2 separate regions of the Homo sapiens genome follow, and region 1 is linked to region 2. A link is an interaction called in ENCODE POLR2A ChIA-PET data of the cell type or tissue named here. Cell type or tissue: GM12878. All regions are shown on one strand. Links, peaks and the distances in the headings refer to the core of each region. The heading gives the core; the rest is flanking DNA.

Region 1 (8,000 bases), core at 1-8,000, 150 kb after region 2:
CTGTCACTGCCTCTGGCTGTGTCACCCTGGACTGGTGACATTAACTCTTGGGCCTCAGTCTTCCTATCTGTAAAGTGAGGTGTTGGTCCTGTCTTCTGCAGGCAGTTGGGAGAACTCTTCATATAACTGGAGTAAAGCACCCAGCACGGTGCCGGGCACAGAGGGACACCACATTTTTAAAAATTTTTTTGAAACAGGGTCTCACTCTGTCACCCAGGCTGGAGTACAGAGCCACAATCACAGCTCACTGCAGCCTTGACCTCCAGGGTTCAAGTGCTCCTCCCACCTCAGGCTCCTGGGTAGCTGGGACCACAGGCGTCCCCCACCACGCCTGGTTAATTTTTGTATTTTTTGTAGAGATGGGGTTTTGGCACATTGGCCAGGCTAGTCTCGAACTCCTGACCTCAGGCTATTCACCCGCCTCGGCCTCCCAAAGTGCAGGCATGAACCGTTGTGCCTGGCCTTGGAACACCGCATTTGTTCATTGCATAGAGTTCACTGTTCCTGCACTCTCCAGCAGAATATTGAGAAGAGGAATAGGCTGGGGGTGGTGGAAGGGAGGCTGGTTATCACACCAGGTGTCCCTGGGGAGCCGTGCACCAGGAAGAAGGCTGAATGCCCCACCCCTCCACCATGAGCCAGTTCACACTCACAGTGCGCCCCTCCCCAACCCTGGACTGAGACCTGTGAGTGGAGCTCACAGCTCCTGTCCTGGGAATCCATTTCCCCTTTTTTCCCTCCCTCCCTCCCTCCATTCATTCCTTCCTTCCTTCTTCCCTCCCTCCCTCCCTCCCTTCTTTCCTTCCTTCCTTCCTTCCTTCCTTCCTTCCCTCCCTCCCTCCCTTTTTCTTTCTTTTTTTCAGAGTCTTGCTCTTGTTGCCCAGGCTGGAGTACAATGGTGCGATCTCGGCTCACTGCAATCTCCACCTCCCAGGTTCAAGCAATTCTCCTCCCTCAGCCTCCCGAGTAGCTGGGATTACAGGCATGGCCACCAAGCCCTGCTAATTTTTGTATTTTTAGTAGAGATGGGGTTTTACCATGTTGGCCAGGCTGATCTCAAACTCCTGATCTCAGGTGATCCACCTGCCTCAGCCTCCCAAAGTGCTGGGATTACAGGCGTGAGCCACCGCGCCCAGCCTCCTTTATTTTTCTTTTTTGAGACAGGGTCTCACTGTGTCACCCAGGCTGGAGTGCAGTGGTTTGGCCATGGCTCACTGCAGCCTCAACCTTCTGGGCTCATGCGATCCTCCCACCTCAGCCTTCCAGGTAACTGGGACTACAGGCACACGCCATCATGCCCAGCTAATTTTTTGTATCCATTCTCATTTTACACATCAGGAAACTGAAGTTAAGAGAAACAGCAGCCAAGGGACTCCTGAAATGCCCTGTGTCCAGGTGTCAGCCCTGTGCTGTGTGCTTCGCTGGTGTCATCGCTTTCAAGGCCAGATGCAGTGGTTCATGCCTGTAATCTCAGCACTTTGGGAGGCCGAGGCAGGCGGATCACCTGAGGTCAGGAGTTTGAGACCAGCCTGGCCAACGTGGTGAAACCCTGTCTCTACTAAAAATACAAAAATTAGCTGGGCATGGTGGCAGGTGCCTGTAATCCCAGCTACTCGGGAGGCTGAGGCAGGAGAATCGCTTGAACCCAGGAGGTGGAGGTTGCAGTGAACCGAGATCACACCACTACAGTACAGCTGGGTAACAGAGCGAGGCTCCGCCTCAAAAAAAAAAAAAAAAAGTCACAAGTGGGACCCATCTCCCCTGCAGCCCTCCAACCAAAGACACCAGGCGGTGGGGACTCTGGCCGACTTGGTCCTGGGTCACCTCCTTGTAGGACACAAAGCTGACAGTGGACAGAGGTTTGCCTTGGCCTGGGATCCTCTCTACCTCCTAGATGATGCCCAGATACCTACATCTCCCTCCCCTGTCCCCAGGCAGCAGCCAGCCCCCATCCCCAACACCCCCACTTGGGTCTGTTCTGTGGGCTTTCAGCTGGCACCTGCGCTCCATAAGCTGTTGTTACTGTCGGATTCAGGGAGATGAGGGTGTATTTATATTTGCCTGAGACAGCCATAGTGGCCTACACATCTGGTTCCCATGGCGATGTGCCTGACGCCAACAAACACAGATCTTTTTTTCTTTTTCTTTTCTTTTTTTTTTTTTTTTTTGTTTCTTTAGACAGAGTCTCGCTCTGTCACCCAGGCTGGAGTACAGTGGTGTGATCTCGGCTCACTGCAACCTCCACCTCCAGGTTCAAGCAATTCTCCTGCCTCAGCCTCCCAAGTAGCTGGGACTACAGGTGCGCATCACCATGCCTGGCTAATTTTTATATTTTTAGTAGAGACAGGGTTACACCATGTTGGCCAGGTTGGTCTTGAACTCCTGGACTCAAGTGATCCACCCGCCTCGGCCTCCCAAAGTGCTGGGATTATAGGCAGGAGCCACTGTGCTCAGCCACAAACACAAGGCATCATGGAGTTTTGTTCAGAAGGGGCCTGGGTGCAAGTCTCTGCATTGTCCTGTGCTTGCTGTGTGGCCTTCGGCAGGTCGCCTGCCCTCTCTGGGCCTCATTCCTCATTGCTATGCCGAGAGCTGTTAGGAGGCCCTAGGAAGAGCAGCTTTGAGCTTTTTTTTTTTTCCCCCAAGATGGAGTTTCGCTCTTGTTGCCCAGGCTGGAGTGCAATGGCACGATCTCAGCTCACCGCAACCTCTGCCTTTTGGGTTCAAGCCATTCTCCTGCCTCAGCCTCCTGAGTAGCTGAGATTACAGGGATGCGCCACCACGCCCCGCTAATTTTGTATTTTTAGTAGAGACAGTTTCTCCATGTTGGTCAGGCTGGTCTCAAACTCCCGACCTCAGGTGATCCGCCCACCTTGGCCTCCCAAAGTGTTGGGATTACGGGCGTGAGCCACTGCAACTGGCCCAGCCTTGAGTTCCTATGTGTGGCTGTAAGGTGGGGTGGGCCTGTGTCTCTCCCCTGCGCTGTCTTGACAGGTGTGTGACAGAGTGTGTCTCCCTGAGGGTAGCCCTGATGCCTGGGCATTCCACATCCAGGGGCAGCCCTGGGAGTGGGGATTGGGTCTCTGACCCCCAGTTTTGAGGCCTGTGATGAGAACAAGATCAACAGCAAAGGAAGCCCACTTTCCTTCTCTCCTTTCCTTCCTCCCCACAGGTTGTTCCTTGTGGTAGTGTCTGTTCCCCGCAGTGATGAAAACAGTGTTGTCAGCTGGGCGCGGAGGCTCACGCCTGTAATCCCAGCACTTTGGGAGGCTGAGGTGGGCAGATCACTTGAGGCCAGGAGTTCGAGACCAGCCTGGCCAACATGTTAAAACCCTGTCTCTACTAAAACTACAAAAATTTTTTATTGAGGTTGCATGCCCAGTGATGTATGCCTGTAATCCCAGCTACTCAGGAAGCTGAGGCAGGAGAATTGCTTGAACCGTGGAGGCAGAGGCCTCAGTGAGCCGAGATCACACCAATGCACTCCAGCCTGGGCAACAGAGCGAGACTCTGTCTCAAAAAAAAAAAAAAAAGGGAGGGAGGAAGGAAGGAAGGAAGGAAAGAAAGAAGGAAAGAAAACAGTGTTGTCACTCACATCCCCGGGCCACCCTGCCCTTTATTTTATTTCCCACCACCCTGGGGAGGAAGGGTGTTGCCTTAAACACTGCCATTCTGGAGTTATTGGTGGTTCTTCCTAGAGTGCAGGTCAGCAGGTTGGGAGGTCTAGAGCTTTCCAGGACTGTGGGACATTTTGATGGCCTCGCCTCTGGATTCTGGGCCATTCTCATGGCCTTGCCTCTCTCTGCTGTTGCTCATTCGGTGAATCCCGTTGCTCTGGGCAAAGCCAGGTCAGCCACCTCTTTCCCTCCCCTGCAGGAAGGTGGAGGATCTGCAGTTCCGCGTGGAGGAGGAGTCCATCACCAAGGGAGACCTGGAGGTAACAGTCAGAGGCCCCTTCCCTGGGCACACTTAGCACCGGTGCCTGGCCCTTGCTAGGGCAGATGGTTGTGAGGTCCAGCAGCACCTCTAGGCCCCCCCGGGGAAGGGGCTGGGGGGGAAAATGGGGAAGGATCAAAGGTCTGATGTCTGAGGTGTTAGTGGCTCAGCCCCAGGAGCCCCCCAGGGAAGCTGTGCTCCCCGTGTCAGCAGCTGGATGGGGTGGGCAGGACGAACCCAGGGCAGGGCAGATGGGGGGCTGGGCCCCAGGATAGAGTGGCTGAGGTCCCCTGTCCCTTCTTCTTAGGCAATAGCCCTAAAGGTGCCCCTTCGTTCATCTTGGATTCCAGGTAAAATTTTGGCTGAAAGTAGCTTGCTGAGTCACAGAATTTATAGGTAGGAAAACTGAGGCTCAGAGACCAAGGGAGCTGGGTATGGTGGCTCACACCTATAATCCCAGCACTTCAGGAAGCCAAGGCAGAGGATCACTTGAGCCCAGAAGTTCAAGACCAGCCTGGGCAACGTAGCAAGATCCCATCTCTACAAAAAATTTAAAAAGTTAGCCAAGCATGGTCATGTGCACCTGTGGTCCCAGCTACTCAGGGAGGCTGAGGCTAGAGGATCGCTTGAATCTGGGAGATGGAGGCTGCAGTGAGCTATGATTGCGCCTGTTTTTTGTTGTGTGTGTGTGTGTGTGTGTGTGTGTGTGTGTGTGTGTGTGTGTGTGTGTGTGTGTGACTGTCTCAAAAAAAAGAATGGATGTTGGGGCACAACCCAGCGTCAGAGCCTCAGCCCAGCTCAGCATGTTCTAATTAAGTTTCCCTCTTGGCCAAGGGGCAGGCCATGTGGTTGCTCCTGGCTGACTTTTCCATTGGCAGTTGCTCTCCTGCAGGGGTTGGATGGACTTCTGGGAAAAGCACCTGTATTTGCCAGGAACAGAGACCCCCCTGTGCCAGCTGCAGTCACCATGGGGGCTTACTGAAGGGCTGTAGGAAAGGTCACAGCCTCCAAGGGCAGGCATTTCAGGGGACTGGAGCCAGAAACAGCATCGGGAGCTAAGCCCATCCATGTGCCCCTTACTCAGGGTCTCCTTCCGATCTGTGTCTGAGGTCAGGCTCCTCCTGTCTGTTTCCCACTGTGTTTCTCGGCTCTGCTCTTCTCCCAGCCCCGCCCACTACCTACCAGCTGTCATTGAGAGAGGCTCTGATTGGTCCCAGGGATAGCCAATGGGCTGGCTGGCTCTGGATAGGGGTCCACCCCGGATCCAGCCGGCCCTGGCTGGGAGAGGCAGGGGGCGGGACAGACAGTGACAGCTAAGTCAGTCCAAAGGGCTGCAGAATTCCCCATGCAACGTTTTATTGTAGCAAACTGAATTGTGATCATATTCATGGCAACCAGAAGGCAAAATGACCAAAGTCCCACTCATCCCCTCATCCCCACCCTTTTTTTTCTTTTTTGGAGACAGGATCTCACTCTGTTGCCCAGGCTGGAGTACAGTGGCACCATCTGGGCTCACTGAAGCCTCCACTTCCTGGGCTCAAGTGATGCTTTGCCTCAGCCTCCCAAGTAGCTAGGACTACAGGCGTGTGCCACCACACCCAGCTAATTTTTGTATTTTTTTTTGTAGAGGCTGGGTCTCACTATGTTGCCCAGGCAGGGTCTCGCTATGTTGCCCAAGTGGGTCTCAAACTCCTAGGTTCAAGCAATCCTGCCTCAGCCTCCCAAAGGGCTGGGATTACATGCATGAGCCATCACATCTGGCCCCCACCCATCTTAAAAGTCAGAAATAAAAGCCAGAGCCCCTCCTTGACCTCCTGGCCCCCTCCGCTTTATCACCCCACCTCTCTGCCTGTCTTTATTGCAAAACCCCCAGAAGGTTATCAGGCTCATGGTCTTCCCTCCTGTCCACACTGCCCCAACTACACAATGAGATGCCCCCATTCCAACTCCCCAGCCTCCTCTGCTGGCGTCTCCTCCTTCCTAATCTCTGAACATTGTCCCATCCAAGGGCTCAGTCCCAGGTCCGTTCACCCCTTGTCCACACTCACCCTGAGAGCTTCCAGTCTGTGGCCTCCATGCCCTGGAATGAGCCCCTGTAAGATCCACAGTCTTCCCCAAGCTCCCTGTACCATGCCCATTTGACATCTCCACCCAATTGAGGAAGAAGCAAGCACCTGTATCAATTTCCTGGGGCTGCAATAATGCACAGCCACAAATGTGTGGCTTAAAACAGCACAAACATATGCTTTCGCAGTTCTGGAAGCCAGAAGTCTAAAATAAAGGCTGGGCGTGGTGGCTCACGCCTGTAATCCCAACACTTTGGGAGGCCAAAGCGGCGGATCACTTGAGGTCAGGAGTTTGAGACCAGCCTGGCCAACGTGGTGAAACACCGTCTCTACTGAAAATACAAAATTAGCTGGGCATGGTGACGGGCGCCTCTAATCCCAGCTACTCCGGAGGCTGAGGCAGGAGAATCACTTGAAATTGGGAGGCGGCAGTTACAGTGAGCCGCGATTGCGCCACTGCGCTTCAGCCTGGGCAGCAGAGTGAGACTCCTTCTCAAAAAAAAAAAAAAAAAAAAAAAAGGCCTGAAATCAAGGTGTTGGAGAATCTATTCCAATCTAGCTTCCAGGAGGATTGCCGGCAGCCCCTGATGCTCCTTGGCCTGTATAACTGCATCAGGCCAGTCCCTGCCTCCTGTCACTTTGCTGCCTTGCCTGTGTGGCACTTTACTTGAACATCTTATGAAGACAGCAGTCACTGGATTTAGGGCCCACTCTAATCCAGTCCTAATCCAGTATGACCTCATTTTAACTAACTACATGTGCAAGACCCTATTCCAAAGAAGGTCACATTTGTTCTTTATTTTGTTTAAAAAAAATTTTTTTTTTTTTGAGATGGAGTCTCGCTCTGTCACCCAGGCTGGAGTGCAGTGGCGCAATCTCTGCTCACTGCAAGCTCCCCTTCCCGGGTTCATGCCATTCTCCTGCCTCAGCCTCCCAAGTTGCTGGGACTACAGGCATCCACCACCATGCCCGGCTAATTTTTTGTATTTTTAGTAGAGACGAGGTTTCACCGTGTTAGCCAGGATGGTCTCAATCTCCTGACCTCATGATTCGCCCGCCTCAGACTCCCAGACTGCTGGGATAACAGGCGTGAGCCACCATGCCTGGCCTATTTTGTTTAATTTTTATACAGATGGGTTCTCACTATATTGCCCAGGCTGGTCTCAAACTTCTGAGCTCAAGCGATCCTCCCACCCTAGCCTCTCAAAGTTCTGGGATTATAGGTGGGAGCCACCATGCCTGGCTAAGGTCACATTCTGAGGTTCTGAGTGGGCATGAAATTTAAGAAGTCACTATTCAACCCAGGACCACAGCCCAAATTGAACATGTCCTAACCACATCTATCCAGGCCTCCCCTAACACCACCCCCCTTACGGTTCCCATCTCAGATATTGGCCCCCAAATCCACACAGTTGGCTGGGCATGGTGGCTCACACCTGTAATCCCAGTGCTTTGGGAGCCTGAGACAGGAAGGTTGCTTGAGCCCAGGAGTTTGAGACCAGCCTGGGCAACATAGCAAGACCGTGTTTCTACAAAAATATTTTTTAAAAATGCGGGCATGGTGGCACATGCTTGTAATCCAAGCACTTTGGGAAGCCAAGGCGGGAGGATTGATTAAGCCCAGAAGTTCGAGACCAGCTTGGGCAACATAGGGAGACCTTGTCTCTACCCAAAATGGAAAAATTATCCAGGTATGGTAATGCATGCCTATGGTCCCAGCTACGCGGGAGGTTGAGGTGGGAGGATCGCTTGAGTCCGGGCAGTTGAGGCTGCAGTGAGCTGTGATCACACCACTGTACTCCAGCCTGGGCAACAAAGCAAGAGCAAGACCTTGTCTCAAAAAATAAAAAATAAAGGCCGGGCGCGGTGGCTCACGCCTGTAATCCCAGCACTTTGGGAGGCCGAGGTGGGCGGATCATGAGGTCAGGACTTTGAGACCAGCCTGACCAACATAGTGAAACCCCGTCTCTAGTAAAAATACAAAAACTTAGCCGGGCC
Region 2 (11,683 bases), core at 2,030-10,029:
AGAACTTCCCCGAAGCCAGCTCTTGGCAATCGTTGTTCATATGAAAACTGCCCACTTCCCTTTAGTGCTATTTTGGCCTCTGCAGAACCGTGGTCTGTGGCAGCCCCCACTCCCCACCCCGCCCAGCCCTGCCGGCCCCTGGGGGCCTCAGAGGGTCCACCCTCCGCTCCCTCCACCTCAGCCCACCTGCTTTCAGAACCTGGATGGGAGAGTGAAAGTGAGAGCGAGACAGAGACACAAAGGGAGACAGAGACAGAGAGAGAGCACAGAATTTTTTTAAACGGAGTCTCACTCTGTTGTCCAGGCTGGAGTGCAGTGGCGTGATCTCGGCTCACTGCAACCTCCACCTCCCAGGTTCAAGCAGTTCTCCTGCCTTACCCTTCCAAGTAGCTGGGGACTACAGGCACGTGCTACCACACCTGGCTAATTTTTTATTTTTTATTTATTTTTTATTTTTTGGAGACAGTCTTGCTCTGTCTCCCAGGCTGGGAGTGCAGTGGTGCAATCTTGGCTCACTGCAAGCTCCACCTCCCGGGTACATGCCATTCTCCTGCCTCAGCCTCCCGAGTAGCTGAGACTAGAGGCGCCTGCCACCACGACCGGCTAATTTTTTGTATTTTTAGTAGAGACGGGGTTTCGCCATGTTAGCCAGGATGGTCTCAATCTCCTGACTTTGTGATCTGCCTGCCTCGGCCTCCCAAAGTGCTGGGATTACAGGTGTGAGCCACCGTGCCTGGCCTAATTTTTTATTTTTAGTAGAGACAGGGTTTCACCATGTTGGCCAGGCTGGTCTTGAACTCCTGACCTCAGATGATTTGCCCGCCTCAGCCTCCCAAAGTGTTGGGATTACAGGTGTGAACTACCGCACCCGGCCAACAGCGCAGGATGTATTCAGTCTGGGGGCAGACACATGACTGTTTGTTAAATTTCATTTTTTGTTTTTAGAGATGGGGTCTTGCTCTGTCACCCAGGCTGGAGTTCAGTGGTGTGATCTTGGCTCACTGCAGCTTCCAACTCCTGGGCTCAAGCAATTCTCTTGCCTCAGTGTCCCAAGTAGCTGGAACCACAGGCATGTGCCACTGCGCCTGCCTAATTTTTTCATTTTTTTGTAGAGACAGGGCCTTGTTACATCGTCCATGCTGGTCTCGAACTCCTGGCCTCAAGCGATCCTCCTGTCTCGGCCTCCCAGTGTTGAGATTACAGGCGTCAGCCACCACGCCCAGCCTGATCCCATTTTATTTATTCATTTATTTAATTTATTATTATTATTATTATTATTTTGAGATGGAGTCTCACTCTGTCTCCCATGCTGGAGTGCACTGGCGTGATCTCAGCTCACTGCAACTCACTGCCTCCTGAGTTCAAGTGATTCTCATGCCTCAGCCTCCCAAGTAGCTGGAATTACAGGCTTGCACCTCCACGCCTGGCTAATTTTTGTATTTCTAGTAGAAACAGGGTTTCACCATGTTGGCCAAGCTGGTCTCAAACTCAAGTGATCCTCCTGTCTCAGCCTCCCAAAGTATTGGGATTACAGGTGTGAGTCCCTGTACCCAGCCCGACCTCATTTTATAGATGAGAAAACTGAGGCGGGGGGCTCTCAGGCAGAGGCTAGATTTGGTCCCATGAGCCCTCCTGCAAGACAAGTTGCTCCAACCTCACAAGCCTGAGATGAACTTGGGCCATGCTGGAGGGGTTGGGGGTACACCCCGGGTTGGGGGCACTGAGGCAAGGAGAGTTTCGAGGAGGGAGAAGGGCAGTGCCCAGGCGGGCCATGGGGAAGAGAGAGCAGAGCTTTCCTCGGACAACCTCCCGGGGTGACGTGGGTCGTGCCAGTCACACGGCTCAGAAATTCACTTGTTCCCACTGACTCACTTGGCTTTTGGGGAGAGGCCTGGTGGCTTCTCTGTGATGCGCCTCTTACAGAGGCTCAGGGCCGCATGGAGATTCCCTGTCATCTTACCGCAGGGATTTGGGAAGTCCAGAGAGGTCCTGAGACTTGTCCAAAGCCACACAGCTTTCAAGGGGGACAGCCCAGGTCCTGGTGGACCTCAGGGGGATCCCAAGGCAGGAGGTAGGCAGCCTGGAGCTCCTCCATTATTATTATTATTATTATTGAGATAGAGTTTCGCTCTTGTTGCCCAGGCTGGATGGAGTGCAGTGGCGTGATCTCAGCTCACTGCAACCTCCACCTCCTTGGTTCAAGCAATTCTCTGCCTCAGCCTCCTGAGTAGCTGGGATTACAGGCGCCCACCACCACACCTGGCTAATTTTTTGTATTCTTTTTTAGTAGACACAGGGTTTCACCATCTTGGCCAGGCTGGTCTTGAACTCCTGACCTCATGAACCACCCGCCTCAGCCTCCCAAAGTGTTGGGATTACAGGCATGAGCCACTGTGCCCGGCCATTTTTTTTTTTTTTTTTTTTTGAGATGGAGTCTCGCTCTGTTGCCCAGGCTGGAGTGCAGTGGCATGATCTCGGCCCACTGCAACCTCCACCTCCTAGGTTCAAGTGATTCTCTTGCCTCAGACTCCTGATTAGCTGGGATCACAGGCGTGTGCCACCACACCCGGCTAATTTTTGTATTTTTAGTAGAGATGGGGTTTCACCATGTTGGTCAGGCTAGTCTCGAACTCCCGACCTCGTGATCTGCCCGCCTTGGCCTCCCAAAGTGCTGGGATTACAGGCGTGAGCCACCACGCCCTGCTGGAGCTCCTCCCTTTTAAGTCCTGTTTACTGCTCCAAGCCTCACCTTCCCCAGCTGTGGGATGGGGAGAAGCCCTCCTCACTGGTGGCCAGGGTGGGAAGAACACGGCGGGTGGGGGAGAGTGGACACTCGGGAGTGTTGGCTCCACAAATGCCCACCATACTCAACCCCTTCAGAGACCCCACCACCCTCAACTCTGTCCCCAGCCATCTCCAGGGGGCCAGGTCTCCTTATTATTATTTTTTGAAACGGAGTCTCACTCTGTTGCCCAGGCTGGAGTGCAGTAGCATGATCACAGCTCACTGCAGCCATATATATGTATATATATATATATATGAAAAAATATATATAAATATATATATATGAAAAAATATATATAAATATATATATGAAAATATATATATAAATATATATATGAAAATATATATAAATATATATATGAAAATATATATATGAAAATATATATAAATATATATATGAAAATATATATGAAAATATATATATGAAAATATATATGAAAATATATATATAAATATATATATATGAAAATATATATATAAATATATATATGAAAATATATATATAAATATATATATGAAAATATATATATAAATATATATATATGAAAATATATATATAAATATATATATATGAAAATATATATATAAATATATATATATGAAAATATATATATAAATATATATATATGAAAATATATATATAAATATATATATGAAAATATATATATAAATATATATATATGAAAATATATATATAAATATATATATATGAAAATATATATAAATATATATATGAATATATATATATATATATGAAAATATATATATATGAAAATATATATATAAATATATATATGAAAATATATATAAATATATATATGAATATATATATATATATATGAAAATATATATATATGAAAATATATATATAAATATATATATGAAAATAATATATATAAATATATATAAATATATATAAAAATATAAATATATATAAAAATATATAAATATATATATATAAACATATATATATAAATATATATATATATATTTTTTTTTTTTTTTGTATTTTTTTTGTAGAGATGGAATTTCACCGTGTTGCCTAGGCTGGTCTGGAGCTCTTGATCTCAAGCGATCCTCCCTGCCTCGGCCTCCCAACGTGCTGGGATTATAGGCGTGAGCCACCGCTCCTGGCCAGGGTCTGTTCCTAGTTGCAACAGTTCTTGGAAACCCACTCGAGAGGGCCACGCCTCCATTCACCAGGCCACGGTGGGTGGTGTGCGTATGTTTTGCTGAGGCCTGGTCATCACGCTGTGGCTCCAAGGCTGGGACCAGCCACAGACCGAGAAGCCGGTCAGGTGCCAGCCAGAGATTCAGGGCTCCCTCCCTCTGAACATCCTGTCTTTAGCCCATCCTTGGCATCCCAGCTCATGTCATCCCAGCCACCTGCAGCAGTGCCCTAGGGCCCCATCCCTCTGCGGATCATGCTCTTGGGCCACCTCCTCCAAGAAGCCTTCCCTGACCTCCCTCCTCCCAGCTCCCACCACAGGCAGAATCTGGGCTTGCAGTTGTTTCAGGAATGGAAGCCCCATTCCCAGGTCCTGGGGGGACCCCAAGGCAGGAGGTGGGCAGAGAGGGGTCCTGCGAAGCATAGAGGAGCCCTGAGTTGCTCTGGGGTGGGCGAGGGCTTCCGGGTGCGTCTGCGTGAGTGGTGGCCACAGACTGTCACCTCCAGGAGCCAGGGTGGGTTTACTGGAGGCAACCCACTGTGGGTTGATGGGCAGAGCCAGGGTTAGGGGCAGGACACTGGGGCCTGAATCCCATCTTTCCACTTAGCAGACGTGAGCTCTCTGGCCTCAGTTTCTCGATTTGTGAAATGCAGTGAACCTCGTCCTCAAAGGGCAGTTGTCTAGATTAAGCGAGGCTGTGTGTAGGGCTGTGTGCGTGCACATGGGGCTGTCTTGTGGGCCCCCAGAACCTTCCAGCACTTATCAAGGGTGAAGATGGCCCACAGGGCAGAGGTGTTGGTTTGGGGTCACATGGGGTGAACAGGACTGGTTCTGTCCTTGCCCAGTGCAGGAGCGGGGAGGGGAGGTGGTGTTTCCGCAGCCTAGGCTCAGGTATGGGGCTGTCCGAGCACAGTGGGGGTGTGGGGTAGGATTCCTGAAAAAGGGGCCCCTTGCTCACGGGCACCTCCCATTTCAGCATCACAAGAGGCAACACCAGGAGCCAACATGAGCTCGGGGACTGAACTGCTGTGGCCCGGAGCAGCGCTGCTGGTGCTGTTGGGGGTGGCAGCCAGTCTGTGTGTGCGCTGCTCACGCCCAGGTAAGCGGGGGTCTCGGGGACGTGATGGGGAGAAGGTGTGGACAGTGCATCTCAGAGGCCCTCTCAGGCCCAGACGTGGCTGTGGTCAGAAGAGGTGGTCAGATGAACCTCGTGATGTGACCCCTGACCCCTAAACTGCCCCCTGAAGACAATGGTCAGGTGCACCCGAGGGCTTTGGCTTTGCTGGGTCAACTGTGGTATCTCGAGCCAGAGAGATTGCCCCAGACGAGGGAGGGGAGGCGAGGTTGCCTGTGGCATCCACTTTTCTAGCCTCTCCTCTTCTAAAAAAGGGTGAGCAAATACCCTTTTTTCTTTTTTTTGGACAGAGTCTTGCTCTGGTCTCCCAGGCTGGAGGGCAGTGATGCAATCTTGGCTCACTGTAACATCCAACTCTCGGGTTGAAGCGATTCTCCTGCCTCAACCCCCTGAGTAGCTGGGACTACAGGTGCCTGCCACCATGCCTGGCTAATTTTTGTGTTTTTAGTAGAGACGGGGTTTCCCCATGTTGGCCAGGCTGGTCACGAACTGCTGACCTCATGTGATCCTCCCGCCTCGGCCCAAAGTGCTGGAATTACAGGAGGGAGCCACCACACCTGGTCCCAAATATTCTTTAATATCAGGTGGCCGGTGATGATTGACAGTTTGGCCCCCAAGTCCTGTCTGAGTCCTGCTGGAGACAAGACATGGCGGGGGGTGTCTGACCTCAGGTCGCAGCTGCTCCCAGACCCTTTGCTAATCCTGGCCTTTTCTTGCAGGTGCAAAGAGGTCAGAGAAAATCTACCAGCAGAGAAGTCTGTGAGTTGCCTCGATGTCCCTAGCCTGGTGTATTCATGTGCCCTGGGCATGGACGTCCTCAAGGGAATTCCTAGCACCCCATCCTTCACCCCTTCACTCACACCTCCTCCGTGCCAAGTTCTAGTGGGTCCCTAGCCATCAGAGAAGGGAGAGAAAGTGTCCAGGGGCTGTCCAGGCCCTGCTGTAGCTTGGGTTAGGGAGGGCTTTGGGAGGCGGGGACGCCTGGGCTGTGGGGCTAGCCACTCTTCAGCTTGCCTGTGAACCCCTCCAGAAGTCCAGGCATCTGGCCAGGCACGATGGTTCACACCTGTAATCCCAGCACTTTGGGAGGCCAAGGCAGGTGGATCACCTGAGGTCAGGAGTTTGAGACCAGCCTGGCCAACATGGTGAAACCTCATTTCTACTAAAATACAAAAATGAGCTGGGCGTGGTGGTGGGTCCCTCTACTCCCAGCTACTCTGGAGGCTGAGGCAGCAGGATCACTTGAACCCAGGAGGTGGAGGTTGCAGAGAGCCGAGATTGTGCCACTGCACTCCAGCCTGGGCAAAAAAGCAAGATTCCGTCTCAGAAAAGAAAAAAAGAAAAGAAAAAAAAAATAGAGGTCCACCAGGCACCTGTGTCCTCAGCCTCCCTTTGACCCCAATCCCCAGGGGCTAGTCCGCTCTCCCCTTGCAATGCAAGAGACAGAGAACCCGGCACAGGGTGAAATGTGAACGTTGTCGGAGACTCCCCTGGAAAAAACTGCCGGAGCTCAGGGGAGGATGTGGGCAAGTCCCTCGGGGGACCAGGGAAGGACTGTGAGAAAGACCCAGGGAAGGGCAGTGGGTTCGACACTGCAGACTGGGGCTGAAACCCAGAACAACCCAGGCACATGGGCAGTGGCCACAGGTGTCCTTTGATTAAGAGAATGGCTGTGGGCCCAGGAAACCTTGGAGGTCCATGTGCACCCCCGAGCAGTCACTCATGACCCACACACGCACACCCGCACACACATCCTTCCTCATTTCCTTTTGCAACTGAAAAACCACAGTGAGATTTGAAAATAGAATCTTCCCATCCTTGCTCATCGTGGGCCAGGGTTAGACCTTTCTGGGTCTTTCTGGCCACGTGGCTTTCTGGCCGCCTGCAACCTCCCCCGATGCCCCCCATGCCCTTGACTCCTCGGACACTTCCCCTCTCCCCTCAGGCCCTGCCCACCCCCAGCCCCCTGATTGATCTTAGAGCCATAGATGGTCAGGGCCAGACTCAGCGTCCCCATGTGGGAGGTGGAGGGGAGCTGTTTGGTCTTCTCCCTGGAATGCCTGTGCCTGCCTCTCCATCTGTCACCTCGGTTGGGCTCAGTCCCACCAGCCTGCATGAAGCGACTGCTGTGAGCACAGGCTCCGTTCCTCTGTTGCTTCTCCCAGGAAGCCACGTCTGACTGACTCTCTCCTGTGGATTTAGGGTATCTCTCCTAAATCAGGTCACCCTGAGCCCCAGTCTTCAAGGAGCTTGGAAGGCTGGGCCAGGTACCCATTCTGGTTCAGAGGAGGAGCCCCCAAACCTGCTTTAATAATGAGCTAATCCACTCCATTATCTGTAATGGCAGCTTCCATTTTCAAGAGCACCTCATGGTCCAAGATGGCAGCTGGGGTGCCGGCCCTCATCTCTGCATTCCCAGCAGCAGGAAGAAAGAATGAACAAGGATACAAAGGGTGTCTCCCAGTTGCCAGTGCCCCCGTTTAAAAAGATTTATTGGAAATATCAACAACCTTGGCTTGAATCTCATAGACCAGAGCTTAATCCATGGCCACACTTTGGTGCAAGGAAGGCTAGGAATAGTCTATTATTTATTTCTTTATTTATTTAGAGATGGAGCCACATTTACTTTTGTTCAGGCTGGAGTGCAGTAGAATGATCTTGGCTCACTGCAACCTCTGCCTCCTGGCTTCAAGCGATTCTCCTGTCTCAGCCTCCCGAGTAGCTGGGATTACAGGCATGCGCCACCATGCCCAGCTAATTTTTGTATTTTTAGTAGAGACGGGGTTTTCTCCATGTTGGTCAGGCTGGTCTTGAACTCCCAACCTCAGGTGATTCGCCTGCCTTGGCCTCCCAAAGCCCTGGGATTACAGGTGTGAGCCACCATGCCGGGTCTAGAGTGTGTGCTTTTTTTTTTTTTTTTTTTTTTTTTTTTTTTTTTTTTTGAGACGGAGTCTCGCTCTGTCGCCCAGGCCAGACTGCGGACTGCAGTGGTGCAATCTCGGCTCACTGCAAGCTCCGCTTCCCGGGTTCACGCCATTCTCCTGCCTCAGCCTCCCGAGTAGCTGGGACTACAGGCGCCCGCCACCGCGCCCGGCTAATTTTTTGTATTTTTAGTAGAGACGGGGTGAGTGTGTGCTTTTTTAAGGAATTGCAAACGCTCCCTGGGACCAGCAGGTGGGAGGCAGCCTCATCGTCACTCCTGGCTGAAATAATTTACCCCAAGTCATTGCTGGGTCCCTGAGCACCTGCCTTCATTCACCCTCATGCCCCAGAATCTCAGGGCTACCTCCACAGCCCTGTCCACAGACCCCTCCTGACCCGTCTCCAGGGGCCTGGGACCCACCGGCAGGATGTGGCCCTGTTGAGGCCATGTCAGGGATGGGTCTGGCTGAGAGCCGGGCTCCAGCCCAGGGCCCTGTGTGAGGGTTGGGCACCCAGTGCACGGAGGGGCCAGAGAATGGGGATAGCATGGGGAGCCGTGAGAATGAGGCCTGAAAGGGCAGCAGTTCCTCCCCACTGTCGCCCCAGTCCGTCCCTCTGCTTTCCCTCCTCATCCCTGCCTGTCCCTCCCTCCTGTCCCTGTGTTCTTGGGCTGTGGGAGTCCAGGCCCAGGCTCAGCACAGCCCATGCATTTCCAGGCGTGAGGACCAACAGAGCTTTACGGGGTCCCGGACCTACTCCTGTGAGTCTCCAAGTGTCCCCGGGTTGGGCTCTGGGTTGGGGGTGTCCCTATCAAGTTATCTCGGTCCCCATTGACCTGAGACCGTGGCCAGGCCTGATGTGGGGGGATGATGGGGTGAGGGGGCTGGGCTAGCTGGGGGCCCAGCCAACACCCCACTTCTTGCCCTTTGTAGTGGTCGGGCAGGCATGGCCAGGACCCCTGGCGGACATGGCACCCACAAGGTAGGTCACAGTCCCCCAGGAAGTGACAAGAATGAAAGTCCTGGAGGTCCTCACCTGGTGAGCCCAGGTCAAGACCTCCCTCCCTCCCCGAGTCCCAGAGCTCCAGGGCTCAGCTATGAAGGCCCCACAAGGGGTATGGGGGGATGTGTCCTGGGGGGCCTCTCCCCTACAGCCCCTCCTTTAACTCCCTCCTTCCCCCTCCCTGCAGGAAGGACAAGCTGTTGCAATTCTACCCCAGCCTGGAGGGTGAGTGGCACAGGGCAGGGACAGGGACAGGCCTAGCCAAGCTGGGACTAAGACAGGCGAAAACCCCATGGGACAGGCGTCGTGCAGTGGGGGCTGCGGGGCCAGGCGAGGCCTCCCCAGGAGAGACACACAGGCTGGGGCAGGGCAGGCTCCTGGAATCGGCCTGGCAGGGGGAGGGTGCACACTCGCACATGCCCCACTGAGGGGACAGGGAGCACTGCAAAGGCTCAGACACGGGAAATAGCTGGCCCTGCCTTGGGCTGCAGCACCCGAGCTGGGTGCAAAGCAGGGGCCAGGGGAGAAAGCAATTAGCTGGGTCTTTCTTCCAGATCCAGCATCTTCCAGGTACCAGAACTTCAGCAAAGGTAGGTAGGCTCCTGGAGAAAGGGGGAGGCCATGGTGGGGGCCACACCCAGGGGCTCAGGCCCAATTCTCGCCTCCTCCCGCAGGAAGCAGACACGGGTCGGAGGAAGCCTACATGTGAGTGACCTTGATCCTGTCCCCCCTGCCTCGCCTCTCCCCCTGCCCCACCTCTCCCCCTGCCCCACCTCTCCCCCTGCCCCACCTGCCTGCCACAGCCCTGGGCTTCCTGGTCCAGGAACCACCTCTTGCACTAGAACGAGGCATCCAGGTTCCCCTCCTTCTCCTGGCAGGCAGGCATTGGGCGACACTGTTGTCTCTTAGGTAACCCTGGGTTTGGGGGACTGGACTTTGCCCTGCTCTGGGACACAGAGTGTCAGGGGCGGGGGATAGAGACTCATTCAGCATCACCCAGTCAAAGACAAGCTACAGGACACCCAGAATCCCTCGGGGGTGTTGCATCATCTCACAGATGGGCAAACGATGGGGAATGGCCTAAGGTCACATAGCAAGGTGGCTCACCAGGTGCGGTGGCTCATGCCTGTAATCCCAGGACTTTGGGAGGCCAAGGCAGGCAGATCACCTGAGGCCAGGAGTTCAAGACCAGCCTCGCCAACATGGTGAAACCTCATCTCTACTAAAAATAAAAAATTAGCCAGGCATGGTGGTGCGTGCCTGTAATCCCAGCTACTCGGGAGGCTGATGCAGGAGAATCGCTTGAACCTGGGAGGCTGAGGTTGCAGTGAGCCGAGATCATGCCACTGTACTCCAGCCTGGGTGACAGAGACTCTGTCTCAAAAAAAAAAAAAAAAAAAAAAAAAAAAAGTGGCTCCAGCCCCTGGTGGCTCAGGGGTCCCAGGAAGTGGGGGTGGGGGAATCAGAGAGGAGATCCTGGCAGACCCCCATGGCCCCCAAGAGGAGCAATGGTGGGAGCAGCCCTGGCCTCACCGCCCCCTTATGGAGCCCCCAACCCGATCTCCAGCCTGCCCTGAAACCTGTGTTGTATATGTTTTCTTGGCCAGAGACCCCATTGCCATGGAGTATTACAACTGGGGGCGGTTCTCGAAGCCCCCAGAAGGTGAGGCGAAGGACAAAGCCGGAGGTGGAGGAAGTGGTGTGGGAGCTCAGGGCAGAAGCCATACCTCCAGGCAGGAGAGGAGGCTGGGCCTGGGTTCGGGTAAATCGGCAGAGCCGGTTGGGTGGACAGAAGGAGGCTGGTGCTGCAGGCGGGGGCCAAGAAGGGATAGGGGGCGGGCGGGTCAGCGTGGGAGAGCTGTGGGCACAGGGCGTGGGAGAGAGGAGTGGGCCACAGGGCAGGGAACTAGAGGGCTGGCTTGGGGAGGTGGGGGGAGGCCAGGTCCTTGTCAACGAGGACTGAGCATCTTCTCCTGACCCCAGAAGGTACCTGGGATGGTGATCCCTGCAGGCTCTGAGGCCACCAGAAACCTGGTCGCTGAATGCCTTTGCTTTATAGGAAGGGCAACTGAGAGGCCGGGTGTGGTGGCTCACCCCTGTAATCCCAGCACTTTGGGAGGCTAAGGTGGGTGGATCACCTGAGGTCAGGAGTTCAAGACCAGTGTGGCCAACATGGTGAAACCCCATCTCTACAAAAATACAAAAAAAAAAAAAAAAAAAAATTAGCCAGGCATGGTGGCACATGCCTGTAATCCCAGCTACTTGGGAGGCTGAGACAGGAGAATTGCTTGAACCCGGGAGGCGGAGGCTGCAGTGAGCCAAGATCGCACCATTGCACTCCAGCCTGGGCAACAGAGTGAGACTCCATCTCAAAAAAAAAAAAAATCCCCCCAAAAAAGGGCAACTGAGGACTCAGGGTGGGCAGTGCCTGCTGAGAGGTGCATGGGCCTGCGGTTTGAATCCAGCTCCATGACCTGGCTCCTGCCTGGACCATACTGGGTAGGACCATGGTGTTGGGGGGTCCTCTTCTGCCCCCCACCACTGCCACCTCCATTTTTTTTTTGAGACACAGCCTTGCTCTGTCACCCAGGTTGAGTACAATGTCACGATCTTGGTTCACTGCAACCTCCGCCTCCCGGGTTCAAGCGATTTTCCTGCCTCAGCCTCCCGA

The links. Peaks named below come from ENCODE experiments on the same cell type or tissue, not always from the same donor. Only the 100,000 strongest peaks of a DNase experiment are listed, where the experiment ranks them.
Region 1: POLR2A ChIA-PET joins it to region 2 with 5 read pairs; 14 of 35 experiments call an interaction of 5 or more read pairs at or near these places.

The regions. Positions count from the first base shown.
Region 1 is chr7:74,360,379-74,368,378 of GRCh38, forward strand. It overlaps CLIP2 (CAP-Gly domain containing linker protein 2), which reads left to right. Exons shown (of 17, transcript NM_003388.5): 8 at 3,877-3,937. Among named protein-coding and RNA genes, the nearest start is that of CLIP2, 75 kb to the left of the region's middle. RefSeq lists enhancers at 3,585-4,456, 4,457-5,326. In GM12878, for the core only: no CTCF peak of the experiment used is centred there; no DNase peak of the experiment used is centred there.
Region 2 is chr7:74,211,018-74,222,700 of GRCh38, forward strand. LAT2 (linker for activation of T cells family member 2) reads left to right here. Exons shown (of 14, transcript NM_032464.3): 2 at 3,805-3,993; 3 at 4,930-5,052; 4 at 5,808-5,847; 5 at 8,727-8,770; 6 at 8,943-8,991; 7 at 9,200-9,237; 8 at 9,567-9,602; 9 at 9,687-9,717; 10 at 10,620-10,675. The coding sequence starts at 4,959. Among named protein-coding and RNA genes, the nearest start is that of LAT2, 6.9 kb to the left of the region's middle. RefSeq lists a silencer at 23-112 and enhancers at 1,793-1,872, 2,003-2,062, 5,486-6,442, 9,072-9,920. In GM12878, for the core only: no CTCF peak of the experiment used is centred there; a DNase peak (open chromatin) is centred at 6,794; H3K4me3 peaks cover 2,695 bases; H3K27ac peaks cover 5,324 bases.